2 separate regions of the Homo sapiens genome follow, and region 2 is linked to region 1. A link is an interaction called in ENCODE POLR2A ChIA-PET data of the cell type or tissue named here. Cell type or tissue: PC-9. All regions are shown on one strand.

Region 1 (4,000 bases):
GATTGAATGAATAGATTGTTTGCTTTTTAAACCTCATAACATATAAAGATGATTGGGAGAAAAATGCTGTACCATCATATTTATTATTTATATAATTAAGATTCATTAAAATTAGATCATCTTTCTAATAATGAAAGTCATTGGTGTTTTTTATGTTTTACTAGATTATTCAAGTGTATTTACCAATTAGGAGATAATAGCATAATGTCACTAAAAATATTTATTGAGTACTTACACTTATGTCATTGCTAACCTATTAAATATCAACAGATAAGACATATTCTCTGTTTAAAGCCTAGACTGAGGAAGAGAATATATACATACAAGGGTATGTATTGCTTTTTAAACCTCATAACCCACAGAATATAACAAATCATTAGTACTAAGAATACAAGAAATGATATAGGAGTTCAAATTTCAAGGAATAATTATTTTTACTTTTTATTCTTTTTTAAGATGTAGTCTCACTCTGTTGCCTAGGCTGGAGTGTAGTGGCTAGATCTCTGCTCACTGCTGCAACCTCTGCCTCCTGGGTTCAAGCGATTCTCCTGCCTCAGCCTCCTGAGTAGCTGGAATTACAGGCACCCACGACCACTCCCAGCTAATTTTTTTTTGTGTGTGTATTTTTTAGTAGAGACAAGGTTTCACCATGTTGGCCAGGCTGTTCTAGAATTCCTGACTTCAAGTGATCTGCCCATCTCGGCCTCCCAAAGTGCTGGGATTACAGGTGTGAGCCACCGTGCCTGGCCCAGTTTTTAAAAGAGACAGTGGCAACAGAGGAAAGTAAGATGTGACTGGGCTTCTAAAAATGAATAGAATTTTTTTTAAAGAGCAAAAAGGGGAGAAATAGAAGCAGAAGAAATAATATCAACAGAAGCTTAAAATGTGGCAGTTGTATTAGTTTCCTAAGTTTGCTGTAACAACAAAAAATACTGGAGAGCTAGGTGGCTTAAAACAGTAGAAAAGTATTATCTCACAGTTTAGAAATCAGAAATCAAGGTGTTGGCCGGGCCATGCTTCCTCCGAAAGCTTCAGAAGAATCCTTCCTTGCCTCTTCCTAGCTTCTGGGTTTGCTGGCAATCTGTGGCATTCCTTTGCTTGCAGATGCGTCACTTCAATCCTCCTTCTTCACATGATGTTCTCCCTGCCTTTACATCATCTTCCTTCTGTTCGTGTCTGTCTCTGTGTCCAAATTTCCACCTTAATGACCTCATTTTAACTTGGTTACCTCTGTGAAAACTCTATTTCCAAACATGGGAAGATTCTGAGGTATTAGGGGTTAGGACTTCAACGTACGTTTATTGCAGGATACAATTGAACCCATAATATTTTATTTTTACTTTTTTTTTTTTTTAGAGATGGGATTTTATTATCTTGGCCAGGCTGGTCTCAAAACTCCTGGCCTGAAGTGAACAGCGTGCCTTGGCTTCCCAAAGTGCTGGGATTATAGGCATGAACCACTGCACCTGGCCAGAAACTTCTTATATAGCAATGATTTGAGAGTAATAGGATTAAGTTTAGAGTGAGCTACTAGGGTGGGGCATAAAGAACTTTGAATACTAGGCTGAGGAAATTAATTTTAAAAAATACAGGTAGGTGATGAAGAGCCACTGAAAATGTTCAAGAAGTAGGACTGAACTCGTGCAACTCCCTTACTCTCTTGGCAAGCTCTCACTGAAGTAACTGGAAAGCTTTATCTTTGGTTTTGTTTGTTTTTGGTAATGAAAACGTTAACTTCACTTTTAAACAGGTAAGATATGAGGAATACATGGGAGGTAGAAAGCAAATGGTGTCAAAAAGACAGAGAAAGAACACAGGAAGCAGCAGCATGGAATGGTGGAGGGAAGCCCTGCTCTCTCTAGAAGTTCTGGGCTGAATCCATACAAAACAAAACAACACAACAACAAAAAACTGGGTCATGGAGAAATCTGCAACGTTTTATGTATAAAAGGTGCCAAAAATTTCCATGAACTGGAAAGTCTATTCAAAATTTACACTGAAGACATTGTCCAGTGACTGTAACTGTGGTGACTCATCACATAAAACCTATAATGAGCTTCCTTTTCACAGACCACATGTTGGGCACTTATCCTTGATATATGGCTTTAGTATGACATCATTCTCATTTAAGAACAACTTTATTTCTGGAAAACTGTACTCTGTACAAATTATCTGTTGCCATTTTGCATGAAATCAGTGCAAAAGCCTCTCATCATAATACTAAATGCCTTCTTAAAGTTTCTGTCAGGGGCCAGGCATGGTGGCACCTGCCTGTAGTCACAGCTACTTGGGAGGCTGAGGTGAGAGGATCACTTGAGCCCAGGAGTTCCAGGCAGCAGTGAGCTATGATCATGCCACTCCACTCCAGTCTGCATGACAGAATGAGACCCTGTTTCTATAAAGAAAAACAAAGACAAAACAAAAACTCTATCAGTGCAAATCCAACCTAATTACTTAATTATATTTCCAAAGTTTGAATTCTGGAGGCAAGCACACACTTGACAGGGCAAGGTACAGAGCTTTTATAGAGGCTTGACCCTTCTCCCACATGAAATAATCAGGATTCCTGCTCTCTGCATTCATCTCTGAAGCAGTCACAGGAAGGGGACTTTGGAAAGTCAACTAGTTTTATAACTAAATCTCATTTAGATGTAGTACTTTATATATTTTTAGTGACTGGAAATACCTTATTTTTGTCTAAAAAATTTCAGAGTATTATTATTAAGTGTTTAGAAACAGGGTCTTGCTATGTTGTCAAAACTGTATTCGAACTCCTGGTCTCAAGCAATCCTTCCTCCTCAGCCCCCCAGATAGGTGGGATTACAGGTGCATGGCACGACACTCTGCTAAACATTTCAGATTTATTAGACAAGTTACAAAATATTGAGAGAAAAATACAATAAGCAAATTTTCTGATTGTGATTAATTGCTGAGATCTTATATAAGCAGGAAAACTGCTTCATATATCTCTATTCTTTGCAATGGTAATTATTTCCCTGTAGCTAAGTTTATTACAAGAAAGGAAGACGTATTCAGATACATATTTATTTGGCTGTCTGTCAGTAGGGGAAGAAGGTAAATCTGTATGAATGATGATTTAGTCTAACTTTCATATCTGCTTTCAAATTTTAATTGAACCTGAATCTAACTGTCCTCCCTCACCTCCTCCATCCTTCCCTTCAACTGAAAGCTTGAGGATAATAAATATAACTCTCTTTGTACTCCAAAGAGATAATTTCAAATTCATGGAGAAAATGGGTTAAATGGCAGGTCAGCATGGAAGAGATTAGTACATGGCTAATACCCTATGATGGTGGGACTCAGATCCAGACCAGATGTATTTCTATAAGTAATTGTGTAGAAAAAAGTCTCAGAGACGTTTTAATAGTTGGGTTCATTTATGGCAATTTAATTATTCTCTAGGTTGGCCTGGTTAATCTAGGAGCAAATCTCTTATATGGTTCAATCTAGAGTAGATCTAATCACCCTTTATTTAAAAACTATTTCTTTTATTTTTTAGTAGAGATGAGGTCTTGCTATGTTGCCCAGGCTGCTCACTCCTAGCCCAAATGATCCTCCCTCCTCAGCCTCCCAAAGTGCTGGGATTACAGGCATGAGGCACCACACCTGGCTTTCTAATCTACTCTTAAATAGCAGGATTTGCAGAACTTTCCCTCTTAAGTAGCATACTAAATGTTATTAAGAAAATAAAATCTAAAGTGGTGTTTTTTTCCCCACTGTGAATTGAAAAGGGAAGAGTAAAGCATCTCCTTTCCCCAAACAAGAGAGGAGTGGCCAGCAATTTGTTTTTAAAGGCCTGAGTTAGAACTTCTCTTTCCGCGTCTGGTTAGACAGGAGAAAAGTAAACTGGATTATCTCAGAGGAAGAAAGCACCAAAACTGGATTTTGGAGTTGAACAGATAAATGTGGCTTATCTCCACCAGGTAGCTTCCCAGTGGTGTGGTGACTGAGGGTGCACATTACCCCTTGTGGAGCCAAG
Region 2 (4,000 bases), 150 kb before region 1:
AGCTAAACTCCCATCTCAGCCTCCAAAAGTGCTAGGATTACAGGTGTGAGCCACTATGCCTGGTCTGCTTATTAAATTTTATCTAAATAATTTTTATTCAGGTAAATGAACAGCAAAATAAGCATAATAATAAAATAATTATGTCCCAAACCAATATCATATGTGTATATTTGCATTATATTTTCCCAGTCATCTATACTAAAAAACCTATAGATACTATACATATTGTACTGTGTGTGTGTATATATACACATATATCTATGAATGTACATATGTGTGTGTATAAAACAGTAATTTCTGACCTTACCTCCCAGACAGAAAATGTCAGGGGAATTAAAAACAGATTCTACTGCCTTCGAATTGCAATTCTGTTCTCCATTTCCTATTACCCAGAATAGCTTTACTTTGTTTTATAAATAACCTTTTGAGACTGATGAATAAATAATTTAAGATATAATATCTAGCTCAATAAAGCATATTTTGAAGCTTTCATTTACTTCTCTTTTAAATCACTCTCAGTTTAATGTTACCTGTTCGTTCTGTTCCTGAAGAACTATCCTTTAATGCTTTAATGCAACCATTATGTACCAATTCTCCCAGTCGTCTAAGGTCTGTTTCTGACTTATCAACTAACTCAGCATCTCGAGCAATTGCATCTAATCTGTAACAAAATAATCCAATTTTCAGGTAAATATGTTAAATGAAGTGGTGCCATTTAAGATTAAGTTTCACTCTATTTCAAGATCTGAATATCACTCTACTGCATGCTCTATATATTCTTGTTCACATAAATGGCAGGAAACACATAAAAACCAGGACAATGTGGTAGACAAACAATTCATTTATATATTCAATAATAATGAGTTTAATTCATTATAGAGCAAATGGAAGATTATATACCAATTCTGTAAAACCTTTTAATAACTGATCAAATTTTAAGATGTTCAGAATGAAGTGGTAAAGCTTTATAATTGTAAACACAAAAGCTGAGTAAAGTTCTGTAACTTTTTATTACTGTGCACCAAATAGATATGAATGATTAATACTCAAGACATTTTTTCATCTAAAATAATTATGCAAGTATTTCATTATATTTTAAGTATGCCATCTCAAAATAAAACAAAATATATCTATTTTTGAAGGGATTTTTTAAGAGTAAAAAAATAAACTAATTTGAGTCTTTGCTGATCTATATTCAGACAGTGGGTTGGCCACAACAAAGGGCAAAGAATATCCAAATCACAATAATTACTGAGATTATCTGATAACTTCAAAAAAACTATCTTAATTTGAATTTTAATACAGTTTGTATAATAAGAGAATGAATTTGAGAAACTTAAGAAAATATCTCTACTTAGGGAAAGCAGAGCTGGTTAAAAGGCTGGGTTAGCCTTTGGGAGGCTGAGGCAGGCGGATCACCTGAATTCAGGAGTTCTAGACCAACCTGGCCAATATGGTGAAACCCCGTCTCTACTAAAAAAAAAAAAAAAAAAAAAAAAATTAGCTGGGTGTGGTGGCATGCGCCTGTAGTCCCAGCTGCTCGAGAGGCTGAAGCAGGAGGATCACATGAACCCATGAGGTGGAGGTTACAGTGAGCCAAGATCGCGCCACTGCACTCCAGCCTGGGAGACAGTGAGAGACTCCATTTAAAAAGAAAAAAAAAAAAGGCTGGGTTAGCAACTCAGCCCCTCTATGGATAAATCTGCTCGTGCTACTTTTAAGTTATTGATGAAAAATGAGATAAAGATTGTAAAAAGTGCCTTACCGTCATAAAAGTGCAATTTAAACATGTATAGATAATTTACAGGAAAGAAATTTGAGACTGGAAATTAAACACAGTATAAAAACATTTTTAAAAACAATCTGAAATTTCCCTTGTACATTAATTTTGTAAATGCCGATTAAAAGCAAATTTAACAAAGTAGCTAAACTGAATGTTAATACAAATAAATAAAGGTGACAGCATGTAACACATTCCATTATTCTATGAGAATAATAAACGTATTTACCTTTCCAGAGGACCACCAAATTTCTTATAGCTCTTGATAAACCTAAGAGAAAATAATTGTTTGGTAAATGTGAGCTTCAGTATTCACTAAAATTATACGTATTTCTGATATTTACAGATATAAGAAAATACTTGTTAGTATAAAAATTCAAGGCACTGTTATCTAAGAAGAATGAATAAACTATGCTAAAAACAAAAATGTTAAAACATTAAGATACACCAGGTAAGACAAGGTAAATTAACATCCAAGATGATGTTTAGATATCAGTATAAATAAAACAATAGAAGCTAAATTTTGTTTTAAAAATTACTTCATTATTTTCATAAGACCAAAAGAAGGTCTGAAGCTACCACAGGAAGTGTCTCCACAATAATTATCAATTATATTACACTTCCTCACATTCCAAGTGCTGATAAAAATTCACTGAATAGCTTTAATTCAGATGTGTATTACACCAACAATGCAAAATTAAAATTTTACTTAAGAAAGCTACGTAAGTGGTTAATAAATGAGGAAAAATATCCAGGTAAAGTAGAAGTCGAAATGCTTCCTCAACTAAAGACGAAAAGTACAGCAATTCAGGTGGTCATGAAAGTGCCTTTTAAAAAGACTAACAATGTATTAAATTTTCTGGTAGAAAGAATAAGGAAGAATTTTGTCAGGTCTAAGATTTTAAAAGAAAAAAGTTACAATGGCTTCAAAGAAACTTTCAAAATACAAAACTGAATAAGATTTTAATAAATGTCATATCCAAAACTATTACATAAACAAAAGTAAGCTGTTATCCCATTCCTCTTAAATAAATGTGTATATATAAACATATTCTGAATGGACACTACAATAAATATATCCTGCCTGGCCAATCTTACCTCATCTCAATTCCTACTTGAACATATCAGAAATGCTTTTAACAGGGTTACTTTCAAAAAGGAAATTACCCTGTTGTTAAGAAACTAGAAAAATACAGAATTTCCACAAAAAATTAGTAACTTTGGGAGTCATAAACACCGTGAGAATTTTTAAAAATCAAATGCATCAAAACTACTTTTATTATTCGAAAGGATCACTATTGAGTCAAATTAATAAAAAAAATTGTGTAGTCTAAGCAGTTTAGCGATAAATAAATAACATGCAAAGATTAGACACCAAACTTGTTTTGTTCAGTTATAACAAATACCCAAAAGCAGAACCACCCAATTCCTACTCAAATAACAGATTTGCCTCTTCTAAAACTTCATCACAATTTTTGAAAATTACGGCGTTTTTACATTTTAGTTTCACACTCTACTAAAACCAAGTTGAAGCGATTGTCTTATAACACCTTACCGCCTAATTTCTGCATCACTAAATCCTTTAATATTCTCCCGAGGAATAGTCCGTGGTCTTCCACGTTTCTTTGGCCTTTTCCCTTCTGAGATGGAATCACTATCAGATCCAGAGTATCTCCTACTTCTACTGCGCCTCCCTTCACTTCCATTGAAACTAATCTGGAATTGGAAAATATTTACCCAACCTTAGTGTAAAAACAGCTTGTATCTTAAGAGCAAAAACCATTATAAAAGATGGTCGGAATCTTAAAAATGTTATTAAATGTATCAAAAACATTCCATAAACAAAATTAAAGAGCAAACAGAGAAAAATATATACCTCTGGTGGATATTTTGATTTAAAAGGTAATCAGACATTATATCAAAAGCCTCCAAAAGTTATTCTACTGACGCAGCAACATAACCTCTAGGCATTTTTCCTGAGGAGATCAGAACTGTGAAGAAACATTGATCAATAAAGTAATTTACATCATAAAAGAAAAATGTGGCTGAGTGCAGCAGCTCATGCCTGTAATCCCAGCATGACTGGGAGGCCAAGGCAGGAAGATAACTTGAGCCCAGGAGTTCAAGACCAGCTTAGGCAACATAGTGAGACCTTGTCTCTACCAAAAATTTAAAATATTAGCCAGGTATTTTTGTAGCATGCACCCGTAGTTCCAGCTA

What was found. Peaks named below come from ENCODE experiments on the same cell type or tissue, not always from the same donor. Only the 100,000 strongest peaks of a DNase experiment are listed, where the experiment ranks them.
Region 2: POLR2A ChIA-PET joins it to region 1 with 5 read pairs; 2 of 35 experiments call an interaction of 5 or more read pairs at or near these places.

What each region holds. Positions count from the first base shown.
Region 1 is chr5:99,018,345-99,022,344 of GRCh38, forward strand. No RefSeq gene overlaps it. Among named protein-coding and RNA genes, the nearest start is that of CHD1, 91 kb to the left of the region's middle. In PC-9, no CTCF peak of the experiment used is centred here; a DNase peak (open chromatin) is centred at 2,027; H3K27ac peaks cover 2,258 bases.
Region 2 is chr5:98,873,063-98,877,062 of GRCh38, forward strand. CHD1 (chromodomain helicase DNA binding protein 1) reads right to left here. Exons shown (of 36, transcript NM_001270.4): 24 at 3,336-3,496; 25 at 2,010-2,051; 26 at 531-661. Among named protein-coding and RNA genes, the nearest start is that of CHD1-DT, 53 kb to the right of the region's middle. In PC-9, no CTCF peak of the experiment used is centred here; no DNase peak of the experiment used is centred here; H3K27ac peaks cover 175 bases.